Regions from separate parts of the Homo sapiens genome. Here region 2 is linked to region 1. A link is an interaction called in ENCODE POLR2A ChIA-PET data of the cell type or tissue named here. Cell type or tissue: CD4-positive, alpha-beta T cell. All regions are shown on one strand. Region 1 overlaps SPEF2 (sperm flagellar 2). Region 2 overlaps IL7R (interleukin 7 receptor).

What was found. ChIA-PET counts read pairs that join two places held together with the same protein. Peaks named below come from ENCODE experiments on the same cell type or tissue, not always from the same donor. Only the 100,000 strongest peaks of a DNase experiment are listed, where the experiment ranks them.
Region 2: POLR2A ChIA-PET joins it to region 1 with 7 read pairs; 9 of 35 experiments call an interaction of 5 or more read pairs at or near these places.

Annotation. Positions count from the first base shown.
Region 1 is chr5:35,649,289-35,654,288 of GRCh38, forward strand. It overlaps SPEF2 (sperm flagellar 2), which reads left to right. Exons shown (of 37, transcript NM_024867.4): 6 at 73-137. Among named protein-coding and RNA genes, the nearest start is that of SPEF2, 34 kb to the left of the region's middle. RefSeq lists a silencer at 4,119-4,413. In CD4-positive, alpha-beta T cell, a CTCF peak has its summit at 2,068 (motif pointing right); a DNase peak (open chromatin) is centred at 2,093.
Region 2 is chr5:35,866,238-35,871,237 of GRCh38, forward strand. IL7R (interleukin 7 receptor) reads left to right here. Exons shown (of 8, transcript NM_002185.5): 3 at 1,069-1,226; 4 at 4,819-4,976. Among named protein-coding and RNA genes, the nearest start is that of IL7R, 12 kb to the left of the region's middle. RefSeq lists an enhancer at 3,531-3,580. In CD4-positive, alpha-beta T cell, no CTCF peak of the experiment used is centred here; no DNase peak of the experiment used is centred here; H3K4me3 peaks cover 1,656 bases; H3K27ac peaks cover 2,941 bases.

The DNA of each region.
Region 1 (5,000 bases):
GAATGAATGTGTAAATGAAGATTTTTCAATGGTTTTTAGAGGCAGAGAACTGATGATGAATTTTCTTTAAAGGATGTGGCTGATGAAATTAAGAAGTTCGAAGCATTAATAAAAAAGGATCTCCAAGCAAAAGAAAGGTGAGATGTGAGCTATTTTAAGAATTACAAAACCGCATTCTGTTCTACACATAGCTTTTGAATATTTAGAAATAGTTTATCTGGAAGAGCTATTCCAGGATCTTTTCACTCCAAAGAATCTTGATTCAGAGAGTAATTAGGGAAGATAAATGAGCTAAAGTTCAGATTGTTAGCAACTGTTATAAATATCTGAGAGAAAGAGACTATTACGAAATGTAAAGTTGATTTATTTTTCTGTGCTATGTTTATTCTTCTAAGTTCACACATATTTTTTAAACATTCACTAAAATTGTTTCAAGGTACCACTAATTTAAATTTGTCACAGTAAATCCTTTATTAGATTCTAGTTTGGTTTATATCATGCTGTATCCTCAGCAGTTAGCATAGAGACCAGCAGTAAGAAGTTGAGTGAATGAGTTCATTAAACAAATGTCACTAAGACAGTCACTTTGGTGGGTCCATTGAACAAAGTTCCTCATTAACTGGCTTCATCTACCTAAAGATAAAGCTCCTTCACACTTTGTTTTCTATGAGAGGTCATTGATTCACAGAAAATAATTCATTAGGGATGACATATGTAGGAACAACTTGGGTTTTTTTATATTTTTAAATGGAAATGATCCAAACTCTATGCATTTACATCTTACGAAATATGAGATAAATCTCTGTTAAAGAAGGTACTAATTCTAAAGAAAAGCAGAAAAAAATTACATACTTCAGTTTCATATTAAAATTTCCTGACGGAAGGGAGAGACAGTCAAATGAGGAGGAACAAGGAAAATCAGAGCCATAAGGAAGAAATGATGAAGTCAGGTGTAAGAAAGAAAATTAAGCAAAATGGAGAATACTCATGTACATTGCCTTTCCTCCTACCCTCTGCAGAAACTCCTGATGCCCTATTCTGATTCCCACTCCCATTTATCAGTGTTGATCCTGACCTGTAAAAACAACATAATCCAAGTCTCCTCATCCATGCAGCCACCACTTGAACCCTAGCACACACCTACCCTGACCTTGGCCCATGAAAATACCAATTTCTTCTCATTCTTTCACCCATCTCTCTAACCATAGGCTCTGTGGTGATAAACAGTTGGTGTCCACCAGAAAGACCATCTTAAACTACTGAATACTTTGCTACTTGGTGAATGCTACTTTCTGTAGCTCCCTGGCCTGCCCCTTTCCTGGGACCCCTCAATTTCCACACAGTTTAGCAACCATAGTTAAGATGAAGCACAGCACTGTCTCCCAGGCCCTGCACCAGTATCCATGTCTATTGGTTAGTGTCCTTGCCATGTCAGTTATTAAATGTCTTAAAGATCATCCCTGTACATTACAGCTGCAAACATTTACCTGCTCCCTATTGCCTTTGCCAACCCAACCAGACCCTAGGTCTCTATCAGTTAGTTTCAGAAACCCCAAAACAACAGTGAATGAAATTAGAGGGAAATCTGCTTGTCTCTCATGTAATAGAAATCAGAAGGTAAGCAGCCCATAGTGTATGCTGTAGCTCCAGGGTTATCAAGGACTGAGGCTTCTCCTTTCTTTTGCCTCACTGTCCTGTTGTGTGGTTTTCATCCTCAAGGTTACATTCATGATACAAGATGGTTGCTGGGACTCCGGCCACTTGGCCCATGTTCCAGATATCAGGAAGGAAGACAGACAAAAAAGTAGATATCTCCTATCTGAAATAGCTTCTTTCAAAAGCCTTCCCAGAAGTCCCATATAACATTTCTGCTTATATCTTATTGGAGAGCATTCAGTCACATGGCCACACCTGACAGAGTGGGAAGCTGGGAAACGTAGTCTTTAACTGGACACACTGTTTCCCTGCATAAAATTGGGGTTCTATTTTGAGAGAAAAGGGAGGGAAATAGTAGTGTCAGGTCCCTTCTTCACAGAAGCCTTCACTTGGTCCTGCCAAAGATTTCCAGCAGAGGGCATCTGAGATATTGACACCCTCACTTACAGCAGGAGGAGAAGGCCTGGGGCAGCTGAAGTCCCTGGGCCAGTTACCTGTGGCTGTGAACAGCTTCATCTGAGAATCTAAATCCTTTCCAGTGTGTTGCACAAAGTTCGTTTTCTCTTTTGGCCTTAAAAAGAAAAACGTTGGGAAGTGCTGGCCTAGAGCAAACTTTTCAAGAAAACAGAGGCTATGGTTACAATATAGCACCCTTCTTAAGCCATTTCATTAATCACTACTTTTTTTAGTTCATGCTGAATCTTAGCTTAGAATCAAGAATGTTCTGGGCACATTGAAAAACTTCACACTAACTTGACTCCAGAAGGCAATACAGTCTCCCAACTTGAACCTCAGGAGCACTTTCTGCAGCTGCCTTTTTCATAGCCTGCTCCTGAACAGTTTCTCTGGATGCCACCTCAAAGTCCATCGTTTTTCTTTTGTGGAAGAATGAAATAATGTCTCATGCCAGCAATGCAAGAGCCCTCATGGCTGGTTTTTCCCCGTGTAACAAGGTTCCTCCATTTTTTCATTTTTTAGATGAATAATAAATCCTGTCTGCTATTTGTTTCTTTAGCTGGGGTTATTGGCTGCTGTAATTTGGTATTTGGGTTAATATATTTGTCAGAGGCTTTTCCCAGCAACTACTTCTTAAGAAACACAAATTTGACCAAGGTTTCTGCTACTAATAGATTATACACATACAATTATTACATTAGATGAAGGTCTGGCAAGCAAACAGATAAAAAGAAAATATAATCACTGCCCTCAAGAAACCTACATCTAGTAAAATGAATATTTATTCAAGTACATAATGTGTAGTTTTTTTTCACCTTTATTGGAATAAGACAACAGATGGATGGGTTGACTAATTGATAAAGGAGAAGCAATTTGTTAAGTATATTATTGACAGCATAAATATTGTGTTGAGAGAGCTATTAACCCACGCTCAATCCAGGGCAGGAGCTTTTACACAACACACTTAAGTACAAATATAATAAGATTTTTGATGAAAGATCTAAAAGTGTTACGCTACACAATTAAATACTAAATCTTAATAAATAGATAGGGTTAAACTCTGTCTTTGGCCTTACTGAGTGCTTGGTACCTACATAATTTGTGCTCAACTCTTCTCAGTGACAGAATACAATCAAAGGTTGAGCCCCGGCTGATAAAATGATTGGAACTTTAGTTTGATTTTTATGTATGTATGGTGTTTTTTAGCACATTATTTGAAATTTAGCAGACATCAACTATTTGCTGGGCATGCTAGGCACAGGTGCAGGCAGAAGAAAAATAGGATACTTCTCTTATTCACTAGGAGATCAGCTGGGAGGCGCAAACCTCCAAATTATGACCTATACTACAATATGGTCTATATTATAAATATGCAGGTATTACATCATAAAAATTAAACATGAGTTAACTATGTTTTTATCAGAGTACTTGTGTCTATATAAGAATTGATGACAAGTCTCTACACACTTTAATAATATATCCTTATTTTTTGAATAATAAGATTATAAGTAATATTGTAAACCAAATATATTAATTACTTGTAACAAAAGCAATGATTATACATAATATAAAAATTCATTATTTCTAGGCAAGTAACATTATGGTATATCTTGTACTATTGTATTATTCTGTTTACTTTTTGAAGAGGATGCAGATGAGAATTGATGATTATTTGATCTTTGTATACATAAAAATGTATCTTTTAATGATAAATTTGGAATGAATCTATGAATTCTGTACCAAGCCCCCATTTGACTCACTAAATTGAATGTGCTTAACTTTCTGTTGGGAAGACCACTGGGTTCTTCCTGATCCTTTACGTTTTGGACATGAGATAGGACAAGAGCTCTGAGTTGAGTCTTCTCACTTGAATCTCTAGGGCATGAGCAAGAAGCCAGTCAGACCTGTGCTTACATGTGTGGCATGGCAAGCAAGCCAAATTTCAACTGCTGTGTTTTCAATAAGTGTTCAGCGACTGTTCTAAGCAGTCAAAAATTGATCTGAGAGTTGATAGAGTAACTTGCACTTTCATAGATGATGGAAGAGTGTAGTAGATGGAACCATCTGTACATAGAAGTATTCTAGTGACCTGGCATTAATGTGCCTGGTCTGCTGTTGCGAGCTGTGCCTTCCCTGACACTTGGGTTATCAATAGTCTGCCTATTGTTGACTCAAAACAGGGGAGGTCAGAGGCCCAGAGCCAGCAGGAAGAAGAGGAAAAGAAATCCAGAATTTCCGGTTAGAATGAAAATCATAAAAAGTAAGGCCGGGCGCAGTGACTCACGCCTGTAATCCCAGCACTTTGGGAGGCCGAGGCAGGCAGATTATGAGGTCAGGAGTTCGAGACCAGCCTGACCAGCATGGTGAAACCCCTGTCTCTACTAAAAATACAAAAAATTAGCCGGGCGTGGTGGCGTGTGCCTGTAGTCCCAGCTACTCGGGAGGCTGAGGCAGGAGAATTGCTTGAACCCAGCAGGCGGAGGTTGCAGTAAGCCGAGATCGCACCACTGCACTCCAGCCTGGGTGACAGAGTGAGACTCTGTCTCAAAAAAAAAAAAAAAAAAAAGTAAAATAACAGGCTGGGCACAGTGGCTCATGCCTGTAATCCTCAGCACTTTGGAAGGCCAAGGTGGGCAGATCACCTGAGGTCAGGAGTTCGAGACAAGCCTGCCCAACATGGTGAAACCCTGTCTCTACTAAAAATACAAAATTAGCCTGGCGTGGTGGCACATGCCTGTAATCCCAGCTACTCAGGAGGCTGAGGCAGGAGAATCACTTGAACCCAGGAGGCGGAGGTTGCAGTGAGCCAAGATGCGCCATTGCACTCCAGCCTGGGCAACAAGAGCAAAACTTTATCTCAAAAAAAAAAAAAAGGTGAAAGAATAAAA
Region 2 (5,000 bases), 220 kb after region 1:
TTTAACCTGCTTTGGTTTCCTGAGATGTGCCCTACTTTATAATTATGTATTAAAATTAGTGTGTTAGTATTTTCTTGTGAAAGTTTGCTTATACATTTTTGAGGGATATTTGTCTATCAACTTCTTTTCTCTAATATTTTGGCCAGGTTTGGGTACCAGGATTAAGCTAGCTTCAAAAAATAGGTTGAGAAGGGTCATTCCTCTTCCAGTTTCTAAAATAATTTGTGTCAGATTGACACTATTTCTTTCCTTATACATTTGATAGAATTTACCAGAATATAACCATCAAGCATAGAGTTTTCTTTGGGGGGAAGTTTATTGATAATAAGTTTAATTTCTTTGAGAGAAATATAACTGTTGAAATATTCCATTTCTATGTGGGTCAGATTTACTAATTTGTGTTTATAAAAACATTTTCATTACATCTAAGTTATTATATACATTAAAATAGCATTTAAAATTTCCTTATTATACTTTTAACATCTGCATGTTCTATAGTGATATCTCCTCTTACATTCCAGATATTAGTAATTTATATATTTTGTTTTCTTAACCACTCTTGTTAGGGTTCACCAGCCAAAATTACCTATAAAAATCCATTACGTTACCCATCAAGTATATGTGATATTATGTATATAACCCTTTATACTATGTTATCATTTTCTTTAACACTTTTTTTAATCAATATTTTTTACAGCTCTTATTTCTTACATATATTCCTATGGAACATCAAAAAAAGCAATTACTTTTTAATCTAAACAAAGTATTTGTTTTTCAGTGATCAATTATAAAAATATAGAAATTTCCCATAATTTTATAAATATGTCTTGACTATTTCAGGTTCAATTGCATCTAATTCTAAGTAAATCATCACTAAGTATCATAGCAGCAGAAAGCCATAAGATTTTAATTCATTATCTCTCATTCCTGAACATGCCTCCACTCACCCACCCACATACCTATGAACAGAGTTAAAGTCAAACATACATCAATGTGCATATGATACTATTCCACTGCATACAGGAACTCCTACCTGAATCAAGACATATCCCCTTTTTATTCCTACAGTGGGGCCCTCGTGGAGGTAAAGTGCCTGAATTTCAGGAAACTACAAGAGATATATTTCATCGAGACAAAGAAATTCTTACTGATTGGAAAGAGCAATATATGTGTGAAGGTTGGAGAAAAGAGTCTAACCTGCAAAAAAATAGACCTAACCACTATAGGTAAGAAGTTGTATATAAAAGTATGGTTGTCACTTTTGGGCTACCTGAAAACACTGTGTCTGGACATTCTGTAGGTTAAAAGTAGACAAATAGTGGAAACAACTGGCAATAGATAATAGCTAATTCCCTACTGTAAATTTTTATAATAAATGAAAAGCTTGAAATTTATACTTTCCTGCAGTGAAAGAATTCTGAGGATCTTCAAACCCAGGTGTGAAAGATAGTGTTTGTGCAAACCTACATGAAGTGGCTAACTGGAGCTGGGCTTCCTGTCATCCATCACAGGTGTCCTTTCCTTCCTTATCTGTCCTTTCCTTCCTTACCTGTCCTTCTCCCAAATTCCTTGTGGTCTTCTCCCCAAATCCCCACAACATTCTGAGTAAGTTTAGCTAACTTATCAAGTTATTTTAAAAAGCATATATGCCTTCTCTATTAGTCAGAGTTTTCTACAAAAAAAAAAGGGAATCAATAGGAGGATAGATAGATAGATCATTGATAGGAGAGATTTCTATTAAGAAATTGACTTTTGTGGTTGTGGGAACTGGCAATCGCAAAAATCCATAAGGCAAGCCAGTAGGCTAGAAATTCAGGAAAGAGTGCAGTATTGAGCCTAAATTCCGCAGGGCAAGAAACTCAAGCAGATTTTCTGTATTGTACTCTTGAGACAGACTTGCTTCTTCTTCAGGGAACCTCTGTCTTTGCTCTAGAGGCCTTCTACTGATGAGGTGATGCCCACCACATCACGGAAGGCAATCTACTTTACTCAAAGTTTACTGATTTAAATGTTAACCATGTCTTAAAAATACTTTTAGCATTCCCTATTCGCTCCCCCTTCAACCCTCAAAAAGAAAATTAAAGGTAAGAGAGCAATACTCATTAGAGATAAGAAAGAGTAAGAAACCTAGCTCAGCTTTGTCTCAGTTTTGTTTCACTAAGATGATAAAATAGAGAGGTAAAGCAGAAGTTCCATGTGTGAACAATTAACTTGTGAAAAGGCAAATGTAGTAGAAAAGAGACATTAGGCAGATGGCTGTGCATGTTGGCCACACAGAAGCAGCATTGGCCATGACCAGTGTGGGTCCTGGTTAGGGGAAGAGAACTGGCTTTGACAACAACAGGGTATCTCTGAGGTTATAAAAAGTTGGGTTCTGATCATTTGGAGATGAGGTCCCTATGGATAGGGCACCATATCTAAAGGTTCACCATTTACATTGCAAATATACATTCAGTTCTCTGAGAGTGAGCAGAGAAGGCAGAGGTTCTCAGTCTTCTGACAAGGTCCTGGAGCATCAGGGGAGAGCCCATTCTTACAAAACTCCACACCAGCATGCAAGCCCTTACATGCACATAAGCACTCACAACACACCAAGAGCCTCCAGGTGACATCTGCCACCTCCAAATCCCCATATCCCACATGCTCAATGCACTTGCAGTCTCCATCCCCCAGCAGACTGCAAATCTGACATGCCTCCTCCGAACGGCAAGGGGGAGAGGTACGTATGGTACACACACTGCTGATGGCATAGGCCCCTTTGGAAGGGGTAGTGTGAGTCTCTTGGGGCTATGGCAAGCACCCCTGGACAAGCAGGAAGAGAGGTGGTGGAGGCATGTCTCACGGTAGCATCTCCTTCTAGGTCCTAATGGGACACTTCATTAATGGAACTACCATTTAAGTGAGTTTAAACTGGATGCTTCTGATTGAGCCCCAGAGCCAGTGCTCCACTGCCACCACCTGCACCCTCACTTCCCCTTGTTTAAGCATCTTCCAACCCAGTAAGGCTGAAGAGGGAAGCATCCTGCCTTCCCACTTCTCTTAGCAGAGTAGATTGATATGATTATTCAGATTGTACAAGAATCTATTCCCTCTGAAGTATTGCTTGATGAATGAGCCCCTTTTTCTAATTTGCTCAAAGAAATCATTTGAGCTTGAGGAAAACTGTCCAGAGGGCACGAGGACCAGCCGTTGTGATATGTAACAAGGTAGAGAAACAAAAGCTAAATGAAGAAGAGTGAGCCTCAGAATCAAAGAACTGGATTTGGATCCCTTTAAACCATTTTACAGGGGCCTGAATGTAATTAACTTCTCTGAAATTCAGTTTCCTTATCAATATGCTGGTGATAAGTGACTATTGTTTGAAGACAGCATAAGCAAAGCATGCAGTACTTAGGAGATGTGTTCTTCCTTCAATTCCTCTATTATTAAAAGATGGGCACAGGGCAGGGGCTTCAGCTCAGAAGGCCTTGTTGAGAATGGAATGGAGAGCAGGAACAAGAGAGAGGGGCAAAGGCATTGCCAGCATTCTCTGTTCGGCTGTTCTCCACCCACTGCCTTTCCTCCTGCTTCCCTCTAAGTCCAGGGCATTTTCCCTTTTGATAAACTTCCCCTTTTACAACCCATCCAAGGGTGAAAAACAAAGTCATTACTTTTTTTTCAGTACCTCTAAGGCAAAGCAGCAGAAACAGGCAGTCACCACTACGAATAAGTGACTACAACAAGAGCTAGGCCAAACTCTGCCATGTGGGCTGCATTTTATTGGGCCGGCAAGTAACTTTAAATCCCAGCTCACACTCTACTGAGTGAAAGTCTGATGAACCCGCATCTTCTTGTGAACAACTGCGCCTGAGATCAGTCATGCAAGAAGTAGCACCCCCACCCCCAGACAACTAACTTCCCAGGCTGTGACCAACAAGCAGCCAAGAGGCCAGGACAGGGAAGTCTCAGGACCTTTCTAGGAAATCAATACCTTTCTCTGGGTTTGTTCTGCCTGAAATAATACCAATCTCCCTCCAACAGCTTAGCATGTGTGGAGCATTTGATACTAACAGCAACCCTGCAAGGCAGGAAGGCAGTAGGGAGAGGCCCAAGAGGAATTCAGCATTAAGGCAGTGAGACTGACAGAGGGGACCCCCTGAGGACATTCTGGAAGGTCTTAGCCAGGGCCAGGATGCAGACCCTTCATGTCACTGTAGCTGAGACGAGGTGCAAGGTTCACAGCATATAACCTAATTTTATTACAAGAATAAAGACTCAGAGTTTAAATACTCCTGCTTTGGGGCTCATTAGTAACAAGTTCTCCAATATTCAAAAGGCAAAGTGGATGTGTTTTAGTGTAAAATTAACACTAGCTGCTGTAACAAATAAGCCCCCAAACATATGATATCTCAAACACCGTAGGTTTATTTCTCACTCACATCAGAGTCAAAATGGATGTTTCTAACCTGCAGCTGGGGCTTCTCCCAGCAGTATTAGGGGCACTTTCCATCTTGTGGCTCCACCGTCTGTAATGCAGGACTCCAAGTGGTGGAAGAGGACGGAGCAGAGGAGTCACACATGGGTGTGTGTCTGGCCCAGGGTGGAAGTGGATGTGCATTTCTTCTGCCCACCTCACTCACAAGGCCACACCCCACTGCAAGAGAGGCTGGAGAATGCGGACTGGATTTAAACCCAAGAAGAAGAAATGGTTTTCTGAATAGTTGGCCATTTACTGACACAAAAAGGGTCAAAGTGACTTGCAGAGGAGATGAATTTTAAATACTATAATTATTTCCTTGGCTGCCCTTTAGACAGAATTTATTTCTTTTTCTTTTCCAGTTAAACCTGAGGCTCCTTTTGACCTGAGTGTCGTCTATCGGGAAGGAGCCAATGACTTTGTGGTGACATTTAATACATCACACTTGCAAAAGAAGTATGTAAAAGTTTTAATGCACGATGTAGCTTACCGCCAGGAAAAGGATGAAAACAAATGGACGGTATGTAGTTCAACTACATTAATA